Linked DNA regions of Mus musculus: all the other regions are linked to region 1. The links are chromatin loops, found by intact Hi-C in ENCODE. Cell type or tissue: heart. All regions are shown on one strand. Region 1 has its middle 17 kb from the start of Gm39364. Region 2 overlaps Herc1 (HECT and RLD domain containing E3 ubiquitin protein ligase family member 1). Region 3 overlaps Herc1 (HECT and RLD domain containing E3 ubiquitin protein ligase family member 1).

Region 1 (4,000 bases):
TTTTGAAAAAGTGTGTGTGTGTGTGTGTGTGTGTGTGTGTGTGTGATTGAGAAAGGAGAATGAAAGTGAAGGGGGAAATAATATCATTGTGTTTTAATCCCCAAAAGAATCAGTAGTTTTTTACAAACTGATAAAAATCTCTATATTGTTCCGTGAAAGAAACAAGGCATGACCCAGTGTATATCCTATGTAACAGCATGATCCTACCCCATGGCAAACAGACCTCTGAGATCAGGAGCAAAAGCCTGCAGGTCACTGTGGCTGGGGAACAGTAGCTGTCACGCCTGCATCCCTAGGGCATTAGAAAATGTGCAGCTGCAGTTTGGCATCATCAGATAACAGAGGCTTTGGGCTCTGTTCCCAAAGTCCACTAAAGGCCAAAGTGCTGAGAAGCATCTGGAAAGAATCCACGGTAATTATCACAAACATCGTGCAATTGTAATTTCTGATAAGTCACATGAGCGGCGCCACTTGAAAGCTGATCAGGGACAGAATAATGACTGAAGGTTTCTGACGTTCTGTGCATACAAGAATCAAGAATACCATCTGAAAGCTTACTATCAACACTGACAGTTGACAAGCTGAGAGATCAAATGATACAGATTATAAAACGTCTCTAAAGCCACAATCTGAGATCAACCAATCAAAAAATCAAACAAGGGCTAGCAAGCCACCCAGCAGGTACACACACACACACACACACACACACACACACACACACACACACAAGCACTATGCAAGCCTGATAACCTGAGTTCAGTTTCTAGAGCCAGCAGTGGGAGGAAAGAGCAGACTCCCAAAAAGTGTCCTTTGACACCCATTGTCCCCCACCCTACATTCCATGCCACAGACAGACAGACACACACACACACAATAATAATAATAATAATAAATATAATTTTAAAAATGTAAATCAACCTACATATCAAGTTCAAAGCCAGCCTGGAGTACATGAAACCCTGTCTTAAAAAACAAAACAAATCAATAGAATTTTAAAAGGATTACTGCCAGGCTGGTGAGATGGCTCAGTGGGTAAGAGCACCCGACTGCTCTTCCGAAGGTCCAGAGTTCAAATCCCAGCAACCACATGGTGGCTCACAACCATCTGTAATGAGATCTGACTCCCTCTTCTGGAGTGTCTGAAGACAGCTACAGTTTACTTACATATAATAAAATAAATAAATCTTAAAAAAAAAAGGATTACTGCCGACATAAAGATCTACATAAAACCATCTGTTACTAGTTATCATTTTCACTTGTTTCACCTTTGTTTTTGTTGGAAAACAAAACTGTATGAATTGTTCCTATTTTACTTTAAAATATGTTCACTTTGCAATGTGTACATTTATCATCATATTTGTAGATTACAAAATGAAGTATGGCTAACATCACTAACTTCTCTTCTTTAAATGGCAGGGAGTCTTCTTGAGTGGAAGACTACAGTGGATCTTTTTCTCCCTTGAAGGAAAGAAACACACATGCACATATATGTGAAACACATATGCACATATATGTGTCAGGCAGCACGTATGGAGCAAGGACAACCTGCTGGAGTCAAGCTATCTTCTTCCACCATTTTGGTTTGTTGTTGTTTTTGAGACAGGTCTCACTATATAGCCTTGGCTGGCCTGTAACTCACTTTCCTGAATGCTAGAATTAAAAGCAGGTACCATCATGCCTGGCTGCCTTCCTTGCATCATTTGGATCTTGGAGATAGAACTTGGGTTGTCAGGCTTGTAAGTGAGTGTCTTTTTCCTATGAGCCATTTTAATAGTCCCTCAAAAGCAAGGTTTTTTTAAGCAGCCATCTGTTTTAAAAGAAGGAATATATATATATATATATATATATATATATATATATATATATATATCCATATATATATGTATATGGCTTTATATATACATATTGCTATATAAAATATATATTCATATAAAATCTTGTATGAAGATAGTTATGTATTATGTTTACATGTGTAATATTTAGAAGGATTCATAAATAACTAATAGCAGTAAATATAAGAGTAGATTTTTTCTACATACTTTTTATACAGTGTGTGTGTGTGTGTGTGTGTGTGTGTGTGTGTGTGTGTGTTTGTACTGGAGACTGAAGCCAGAGCTGTGTACATGCAAAGCAGGTACTCTAGCACTAAGCTGCAACCCCAGCTCCTGTTTTATACTTGAAAATTCTTGAACTATATAGATGGCATTTGACTGACTCTGAAAATTAAAACTTTAAAAAAATCTTGGCAGATTTCCACAAAGCCTATGCAAAACATTAAGCCAGACTCTCAAGGGTTTGGCCTGTGGTTGATTGGTTTGCTTGTTTCCCTGGAACCTCTGTTTTAGGAACCAGGTATATCTTACTGGCTTTCAGATCTAGGAACAAAGATCTCAATCAGTCCTTGCAGTGCCACCTGGTGGCCATGACCTCGTAAGGTTCAAGCTTTTCTCTTCAATAATCTTTGGGAGTGCCTATGACCTTGACAGTGGGCAACACAGCACCGTGTAAACTGGCTGAGGTTAGTCTCAGTTGACACACATTGAATGTCCAGGACTGCCTTGTGTGGGTAGAATTCCATACAACTCCTGAAGTTTCATGACCTCTGCCTCCAAGGGGCCCCTCAAAGGCAGCCTACAGTAACAGCACATGGACTTCAAAGTCCAGAACCAAACCCTGGCTCCACTATCTACCAGCCTTGTCTTATTCAGCATAGCTTCCAAGGTCCTCCACTTCCTCATCTGCAAAGGTGGTAGGTAAGTCAGGGAAAGTACACACAAGAGATTAGAACAATGCCTTTGTATAACATGATAAACTCATGTCTTGATAAACATGAGTTCTCTTCCTAGGATTGCCTACTGATAACTTAGCTCTCCCCTGGCACTAGAGAAGGCAGCATGGTTGCTATGCAGGCTCAAGCCTTGGAAATGTTGAGGGAGAAGAAATTTATTTAGTGCCTGTATGTGTGTATTCATGTGGGTGAGCATGAATGTGTATGCATGCATGCACACATACCCATGCACATGTGCACATTATAGCAGGTGTGTGGAGGTTCAAGGGCAACTTTCGAAAGTCATTTCTCTCCTTCCACCATTTGGATCCTGGGCATGAGACTAAAGCTTGGCAGCAGGCACCTTTGCCCACTAATCACCTCACTGCCCTCTCCCCTTGTTTTTCCCAGCTGCTAAGGAAGAAATTAAAAGCTTGGCTATAGGGGAGAAGGAGTTCAAAAGCTGCTGCAGCCTCACAAGGAGCGTCAGGGCATCCCTAGTGCTACCCAGGGGTGCTCCGTCAAGCGAGTCTGCTCCTGGAAAGCAAAGCTCAGTCCCTGTCCCCATCCCCCACTCCCTGAATGAGTGAGAGCCAAATAGATAAGAAATTACAAGGAATAGCCCAGAAGTTGGGGGCACTCAGAAAAACAAATGATGAAGTTGGCCATCTGCCCTTAAAAAGGGATGACTATGCGCCTACTAGTCCCTCATCCCTACCATCAGAGTAGCATCTTCCATTGTAAATCTTTTCAAGGATGCAGAACCTGGGTTAGAAAGATGGCTCAGTGGTTAACAGAGCTGACTGTTTTTCCAGAGGACAAGGGTTCAATCCTTGTAGCTCTCACTACTGTCTGTAAGTCCAGGTGGTCTGATGCCCTCTTCTGGCTTCTGTGGAAACTGCATGCACATGGTGCACACTTATGTGCAGACAAAACAGCAATACACATTGGGGGGTTGAGGTGGGGGGAGATGCAGATGTGTTAGTTTGATTTCTGTTGTTTTTTTTTTTTCACTTTTTAAAAATGAGAACAGTGGGTTTTTTTTTTTAAGGTGTATTTATTTTATTTCTATGGGTACACTGTGGCTGTCTTCAGACACCAAAAGAAGGCACCAAATCCCATTACAGATGGCTATAAGCCACCATGTGGTTGCTGGAAATTGAACTCAGGACCTTTGGAAGAGTAGTCAGTGCTCTTAACTGCTGAGCCATCTCTCCAGTCACCTGTTTGCTT
Region 2 (4,000 bases), 98 kb before region 1:
TCTAAGCTACTCACATCTAGCTTTAAATACAGATAGCTAAAATATTAATTAGCACAGAGTAAATAGCTAAGGTGGGAAGGACATACATAATCAAGCCACTTTATTAAATAAAATGTTTTCACATACAAAGTTCATAAAGACAAAGTAGGAAGAAAACATCACTAATAATCTTGTTACCTTTACATAATAAATGTTACCTCTTTTCATATGCACATTCTTTAATAGTAATTAAGAACTGACAAATGTCAAAACAATAACGCAAAATTTTATGCCTACTCTTGATGCTTACATAGACAATATTCCATGTAATGTTAAATCACAATTAACTACTTTTTTCTAATAAATATTTAAATCACTTATCTTTGTTATATAGCTCATTTACTGACCAGGCATGGTGGTGTATCTCTTTAATCCCAGCACTTGGGAGTCAGAAGTAGGTGAGTTCCAGGACAGCCAGGGCTACACATTGAGGTCTTGTCTCAAAATTATATAATATGTTACTATATTTTATCCCAAAGCATAGGAACCAAGGTGACACTCTGACTCCTTGAACTAAGGAAGGGATCTATATCAGAGTATTAGTCTCACTGCAAACACACTAACACTTAATATTAAGGTTCAAAGTATTTTACAAGTTGATGTTACAGGAAAGAGGAATGCCATTTTAACTTCACATATTCTATCAAGTAGAGCTAAAATTAATCCTTGTTATTGACTTTCCATATTTTCTGATATCAACTAAGTTTTACACAACTGCTTTTTATTAACACACAAAACCTCAATACAATCAACATATTAAAACTATGACTGGGGGCTGGAGAGATGGTCAGCGGTTAAGAGCACTGGCTGCTCTCCCAGAGGTTCTGTGTTCAATTCCCAGCAAACACATGCTGGCTCACAACCATCTATAATGAGATCCAATGCCCTCTTCTGGTGTGTCTGAAGAGAGCAAAGGTGTACTCATACATTCAATAAATGAATAAATAAATAAATATTTAAGAAGAAAAAAAAACTATGACTGTAATTATTGTCAATTTGTGGTTTAAAGGTTTTTTTTTAACATAAGTAAAACAGAAAAATCTTAAAGAGGTAATGTTTTGTCAGCATATTAAACAGGAAGAGACAGAAGAATTTTACTCAGAACCTTTAACTATAATGCAAAGTAATAGAGTAAGTATGTCTGACAAGGTTTTCCTAGTGAACATCAGGACACAGAACTACCTGTCAATGAATCTGGAACTTCACTGATGACGAAAGGAGGATGGTGGTGTAGCAAGACAGTGAAATTTATCATTCATAGACCTAGTATTGTAACAAGGTCCTTCCTCTTTTCTCAAAAAAGAAAAAAAAAAGAAAAAAGAGGAAAAAGAAAACAATACTAATGAGATTTAAAAGCACAGTTTTACAGTAAACGTAAAGCTGGAAGGTGGTTGCTAAGCAGGATTCTGTAAAACTCAGATGGCAGAACCAGAGCACCACGGTTCTCAACTCTCCAACTCTGAGACTCGAGCTCCATTTAACATTCATAACAAACTACGTACATGTAGCTCCAAGAACCACAAAGTAGGTGATCGCAGTGCACCACCAAATACACACAGCATTACCATTACAGAATCACTGCCATTTATTGAAATGGTTTTCCTTCTCCAATTATGAGGACATTTGTTTTATTTCTTTAGATATTTTTTTTGAGATTTTGTTTATTTATGTTCGATTCCAGTACAGCAGAAAGCAATGAAGGCCTGGCAGACAGCTGAACAATAGAATCCTACAACAGCCAGTTGGGTACTCATTAAAAGAATAGGTCAATCTAAGAAAACTAGTCACACCTTGGAGAAGTTCTGCCCTTTCCCACAACAAACAAGGCCAAGGGCTCCAGGACAATAAATACATTTTAAATGTCATGGGTTATCTAGCTCCTGTAATTAAAAAAAAAAAAAAAAACGAACCAGTCAGGATTCCCTCCCAGGAAGGAGCCCAATGCAAAGGACAAACTACTAGAGTAGATTCAAAAGTACAGGGATAGGAACAGTGGAGAGAAGAGATGGAGAAGGAGAAGATAAAAGTGAGAAGAAAAGCCTGGGGAAATGATTTTTTCAAATATCATACAAGAATAGTAGAAAAGAAATCGAAAGAAAGAAAAAAGAATCACACAACATGCTACCTTGAAACCCAATCCATTCTGAAGTTTCAGAAAAACTAATTTCACAGAAAAGTTAATAACAGAGTTCTGATGAACTTGAATACTTGGTCATAATGATGCCTGACTAATTCCAAGACTCAAGGCACAGAGCATGAGGTTAAAGTCAGCCTGAGTGATAGACCATGAAAGAAAAAGAAAAAAGAAAAGAAACACAAGGTGAGAAGAGTGGGAGAAGAAGGAAAGGAGAGAACATAGAGAAGAGGAGGAGGGAAGACAGGAAGAAATGGGGGTGAGGGGGGTGTCTTAGAGTTTTACTGCTGTGACCAGACACTATGACCAAGACAAGTCTTATAAAAAACAACATTTATTTGGGGCTAGCTTACAGGTTCAGAGGTTCAGTCCATTATTATCAAGGTGGGACATGGCAGCATCCAGGCTGTCATGGTGCAGGCAGAGCTGAGAGTTCTATGTCTTCATCCAAAGGCTGCTAGTGGAAGACTGACTTCCAGGCAACTAGGGTGAGGGTTTTAAGCCCACACCCACAGTGACACACCTATTCAACAATCAAGTCACACCTATTCCAACAAGGCCACACCTCCAGATGTTGCCACTCTCTGGTCCAAGAATATACAAACCATCACAGGGGGTAACAAAAATGGGATAAAGAAGGAGAGAAAGAAGACCATCCCTATAATTAAAACATGACAGAAAAATGAACCCTTTGTGATCTTTTCAAGCCAAAAAAGATTAAGAAAATCAAACAATATGTGAAAGAAAAGCACAAATCTGAATGAGAATGCTAGCTCTAAATGGAGCTAACATATCACACCTCTCCAGCAAAGCTTGGGTGTTCTCACTGTAGAAGAGACAGAAAGAATGTAAGGACCAGAGGTGCCAGATAACTTCAAGACAGGGCAGTTGCACATATGAACTCACATCACGCATAAAACCTGCCCAACACAAACTAGACAAAAATCCCTGAATGGAGGGGAAGAGATAGGTATGAAACGCCACCTCTAGCTGAGGACCTAATGGCATTTGATAGCTGCTGGGAGAGGGAGTCAGTTTTCTTTAATGGTGTCAACTATTAAATAGGTCAATCAAACTCCAAAGCAAGCCCCACTTCCAATAGTAGTTGGACAACACAAATTGGACTTTGTGGACTAAAATAAAGAGAAAAACTCAAAAATGGGTTGATCAGGGAAGTGAGGGTGAGGAGGGCAGATCTAGGAGGAGTTGGGAAGGAGTAAAATATCAAAATACACTGTATGATACTATCAAAGAATTAAAAATCTTTTTAAATTTTAAAGGAATAAAGTAGAAATTTTAAACATGAAATGTTTAAATGAAGACCAAAGTAGAAGAAATACAAGAGTAAATAAAAATAATATGGGGCTAGAGGAATGCTTGGTAGTCAAGAGAACTTTCTGATCTTGTAGAGGACCAAAGTTTGCTTTCTAGTACCCACATTGGACCACTTGTAACTGCAGCTCCAGGGAATTGAGTGCCCTCCTCAGGTCTTCTACAGGTATCACATACATGGCATACATTCACACCACAAATACATACACAAATAAATAAAAATATGTCTTTTTAAAGTTAACAAACAATGCCTTATGAGTAACAAAAAAAATAAAGACATTATAGAAATGAAAATAAACTTAAAATATTTTTTAATTTCAATAAAAGATGACAATGCAAGGCAAAAACTAACATACAAATAAGAGTTCCTCCCCCAAAAAAGAACCAAATACATTGGGCAGTGGTGGCACATGCCTTTGATCCCAGAAAGAGGGAGGGATGGAAGGAGGAAGGGAATAAAGATAGTATGAAAATCTATAATACAGGAATATTTTT
Region 3 (4,000 bases), 93 kb before region 1:
TAGTCAATAAACAGTAAATGGGGAGCCTGGCATGGCGGCACATGCCTTTAATCCCAGTGCTTGGAGGTAGAGGCAGGTGGATCTCTGAATTCCAGGCATCCTGTTCTACAAAGTGAGCTCCAGGACATCCAGAGCTGTTACACAGAGAAACTCTATTTAGAAACCCCATTCACCTCCCCCCAAAAAAGGGAATAGGGAGAATCAAGAAGTTATTCTACCTTTCCTATACAAACTAGCAGAATAATCAGTTGATTAAAGGAACAATTCTCTAAAAATTATTCCAACTAATAAATGGAGAAAAATAACAGAATTAGAATATCATATAACTACCACCAACTCAAAGAAGGGAATATGAACATAAAGATTAAGAGATTTTTTGGGGGGGACCGGAGAGATGGCTCAGTGGTTAAGAGCACTGACTGTTCTTCCAGAGGTCCTGAAGTCAATTCCAAGTAACCACATGGTGGCTCACAACCATCTGTAATAGGATCTGATGACCTCTTCTGGTGTGTCTGAAGACAGCTACAGTGTACTCACATACATACATACATACATACATACATACATACATACATACATACATACATCTTTAAAAAGAAAAAAAAAAAAAGAAAGAAAGAAAGAAATGCCCAGGAATGGTATAGCTGGGTCCTCAGGTAGAACTATTTCCAATTTTCTAAGGAACCACCAGAGTGATTTCAAGAGTGGTTCTACCAGCTTGCAATCCCACCAATAATGGAGGAGTATTCCTCTTCCTCCACATCCTCACTAGCATTTGCTGTCACCTGAGTTTTTGATCTTAGCCATTCTGACTGGTAGAATCTCAGGGTCTTTGATTTGCATTTCTCTGACAACTAAGGATGTTGAACATTTCTTTTTTCTTTTCTTTTCTTTTTTTTTTTTTTTTTTTTTTTGGTTTTTTGAGACAGGGTTTCTCTGTATAGCCTTGGCTGTCCTGGAACTCACTTTGTAGACCAGGTTGGCATCGAACTCAGAAATCCACCTGCCTCTGCCTCCCGAGTGCTGGGACTAAAGGTGTGCGCCACCACGCCCGGCCTGAACATTTCTTTGACTGCTTCTCAGCCATTCGGTATTCCTCAGTTGCAAATTCTTTGTTTAGCCGTGTACCCCATTTTTAATTGGGTTATTTGGTTCTCTGGAGTCTCTACTATGTTCATAGCAGCCTTATTTATAATAATCAGAAGCTGGAAACAATCCAGATGTCCCTCAACAGAAGAATGGATACAGAAAATGCAGACATTTATACAATGGAGTACTACTTAGCTATTAAAAACAATGTCTTCATGAAATTCACAAGCAAATGGATGGAAATAGAAAATATCATCCAGAGATGGCTCAGTGGGTAAGAGCACCCGACTGCTCTTCCGAAGGTCCGGAGTTCAAATCCCAGCAACCACATGGTGGCTCACAACCATCTGTAACAAGATCTGACGCCCTCTTCTGGAGTGTCTGAAGATAGCTACAGTGTACTTACATATAATAAATAAATCTTTAAAAAAAAAAAAAAGAAAAGAAAATATCATCCAGATATCATCTGGATATCATCCAGAACTAGAAAATATAACCCAGTCACAAAAGAACACACATGGTATGTACTCACTGATAAGTAGATATTAGCCCCCCCCCACTACCAAAAAAAAAAAAGGTTTGGAATGCCCAAAATACAACTCACAGACCATATGAAACCCAAGGAAGAAGACCAAAGTGTGGATGCTTCACTCTTACTCAGAAGGGAAGGTAGAGGGAGGGAGGGATGTGGGAGGAAGAGGGGAAGGGAGGGAAGAGGGGGAAGGAGACAGGGGAGAAGTACAGAGGGTCAGGAATTTGAACAGAAATATATAGCAGTGGGGGAGGAGGAACTGGGGGTAGCCACTAGAAAGTCCCAAATGCCAAGGACCCAAGAAGTTCCCAAGACCCAACAGGGATGACATTAGCCAAAACACCCAACAAAGGGGAGAGAGAATCTGTAGAGAGCATATCCAGTGGATAGGCACGGCCCCCGATTGAGGGATGAGGCCACCCACTAATTTCAATATTAATCAGAATTGTTCCTGTTAAAAGGAAATGCAGGGACAAAAAGTGGAGCAGAGACTGATGCAAAGGCAATCCAGAAACTGCCCCACCTAGGGATCCATCCCATCTATAGACACCAAACCCAGACACTATTGCAGATGCCAAGAAGCACTTACTGACAGGAGCCTGGTATAGCTGTCCCCTGAGAGGCTGAGGCTGAGCCAGAGCCTAACCAATACAGATGTGGATGCACACAGCCAACTATCAGACTGAGTGCAGGGACCTCAATGGAGTAGTTAGGGGAAGGACTGAAGGAGCTGAAGGGGCTTGCAACCCCACAGGAAGAACAACAATATCAAGCAACCAGACCCCCCAGAGCTCCCAGGGACTAAACCACCAGGAGGGACCCATGGCTCCAGCTGCACATGTAACAGACATTGCCTTATCTGGCATCAATAGGAGGGGAGTTCCTTGGTCCTATAGACGCTCAATGACCAAGCATAGGGGAATGCTAGGGTACTGAGGCATGAATAGATGAGTGGGTGGGGGAGCACCTTCATAGAAGCAGGGGGGCAGGGAAGGAGAAAGGGGGTTTGGGGAGGGGAAACTGAGAAGGAGAATAACATTTGAAATGTAAATAAATAACCAATTTTTTAAAAAGCGATTTTAAAAACATTTTTTAAGTGGGAAAAAAAAATGAGTTAGAGTCCAGGCACATACACGTGGGTGACACAACTAAAACTGGCAAGGAAATTAGTTTAAAAGTCAATACAGTGAACTGTTGTAGAGAAAAGGTAATGACCAGACTGTGAAAGGCCTTCTGCAGTGGATGGCAAATTCTATTTACTTTTCATATGTATGTGTGTGTGTGTGTACTTGAGAAAGTTTGTTCTTTCCTTCTACCATGTGGTACCTGGCAATTATAATCAAGTTGTCAGGTTTGATGGCAATCTTTTTTTTTTAAGTCTAGGTAATGATTAGAAGAATATTTATTTTACCACAATTTGTTAAGGTATACAATTATTTATAATTCCTTCTGAATCTGTTTTACTCAATAACTTTTTTCAACAAAAGTTACCAATACATGATCCAAAAATTAAAATAACTAAAAGGAGACACACTGAAAAGTATCTCTTTCCAAGCCATGGCAACTAAACACTGAGCTCCAATCTCCAGGGATAGCCAACCACTGGTACCATTTTCTTTTAGAGACTTTCAAGAGATAAATGTATGCTGTAACATTTTACAACAAAGACATTTTTAATGCAAAGCTATGAAGATTACATACCTCTTCAAAAAGACATAATGCTGCCTCATAGAGTGAACATAAGCCTTCAGATGTTCTAGTTGGTTCTCTCCACTGACTCCGATCAGCAGATGAACCCTGTAATTAAATATTGTGGGGTACAATATGGAAAGGAAACAGACATATAAGTTAAAAAAAATCTACTTTAAAAACTTTGTAAGATTAGGTGTACTACCAATTCCTATTACTAGGACAAAACCAACTAAAAGTATTACAAAAATCTATTGCGTCAAAGGATCAATCAAGCACCAATCACTTTATAACTGCCTCATTAAATAGAGAGAAAGCCATACTAAATAAAACACAAGATTCTTCTTTGAGGCAAACACAGAATGTTGAAGACAGCAGTCTACTTTTCAGTGTATCTTTGACTTACTAAGAAGCATATATGACAAGGTATAGGGCCTTGGGTGGAGGAAGGGTGGTTTCTGACTAGGTACACCTGATATTTGTCCAGGAATGACAAATAGACAGAAACTAGAAAACTAACAATAAAATCATTCTGCTACACATTTTATAGTTACTATTTGTGGAAAAGGTTAACCTATTTAACAAAAGCAAGTAAACTGTATAAAATAGAACCAGAAAAATATGGATTTAAAAGGTAAACTCAAGGTTATAAGAATTACTTCACACAGTATGTGACTCAGGAGTCTGTGT

Evidence for each region. Peaks named below come from ENCODE experiments on the same cell type or tissue, not always from the same donor. Only the 100,000 strongest peaks of a DNase experiment are listed, where the experiment ranks them.
Region 2: it touches region 1 in a loop (2.2-fold over the local background); 12 of 42 quality-filtered maps call a loop at or near these places.
Region 3: a loop joins it to region 1, with 2.9 times the contacts of the local background. A loop is called at or near these places in 12 of 42 quality-filtered maps.

The regions. Positions count from the first base shown.
Region 1 is chr9:66,282,434-66,286,433 of GRCm38, reverse strand. No RefSeq gene overlaps it. Among named protein-coding and RNA genes, the nearest start is that of Gm39364, 17 kb to the left of the region's middle. In heart, CTCF peaks have their summits at 2,418 (motif pointing left) and 3,647 (motif pointing left); no DNase peak of the experiment used is centred here; H3K27ac peaks cover 330 bases.
Region 2 is chr9:66,380,897-66,384,896 of GRCm38, reverse strand. The region is part of intron 3 of Herc1 (HECT and RLD domain containing E3 ubiquitin protein ligase family member 1); the gene reads right to left. Among named protein-coding and RNA genes, the nearest start is that of Gm30447, 29 kb to the right of the region's middle. In heart, no CTCF peak of the experiment used is centred here; no DNase peak of the experiment used is centred here.
Region 3 is chr9:66,375,735-66,379,734 of GRCm38, reverse strand. Herc1 (HECT and RLD domain containing E3 ubiquitin protein ligase family member 1) reads right to left here. Exons shown (of 78, transcript NM_145617.3): 3 at 3,323-3,418. Among named protein-coding and RNA genes, the nearest start is that of Gm30447, 24 kb to the right of the region's middle. In heart, no CTCF peak of the experiment used is centred here; no DNase peak of the experiment used is centred here.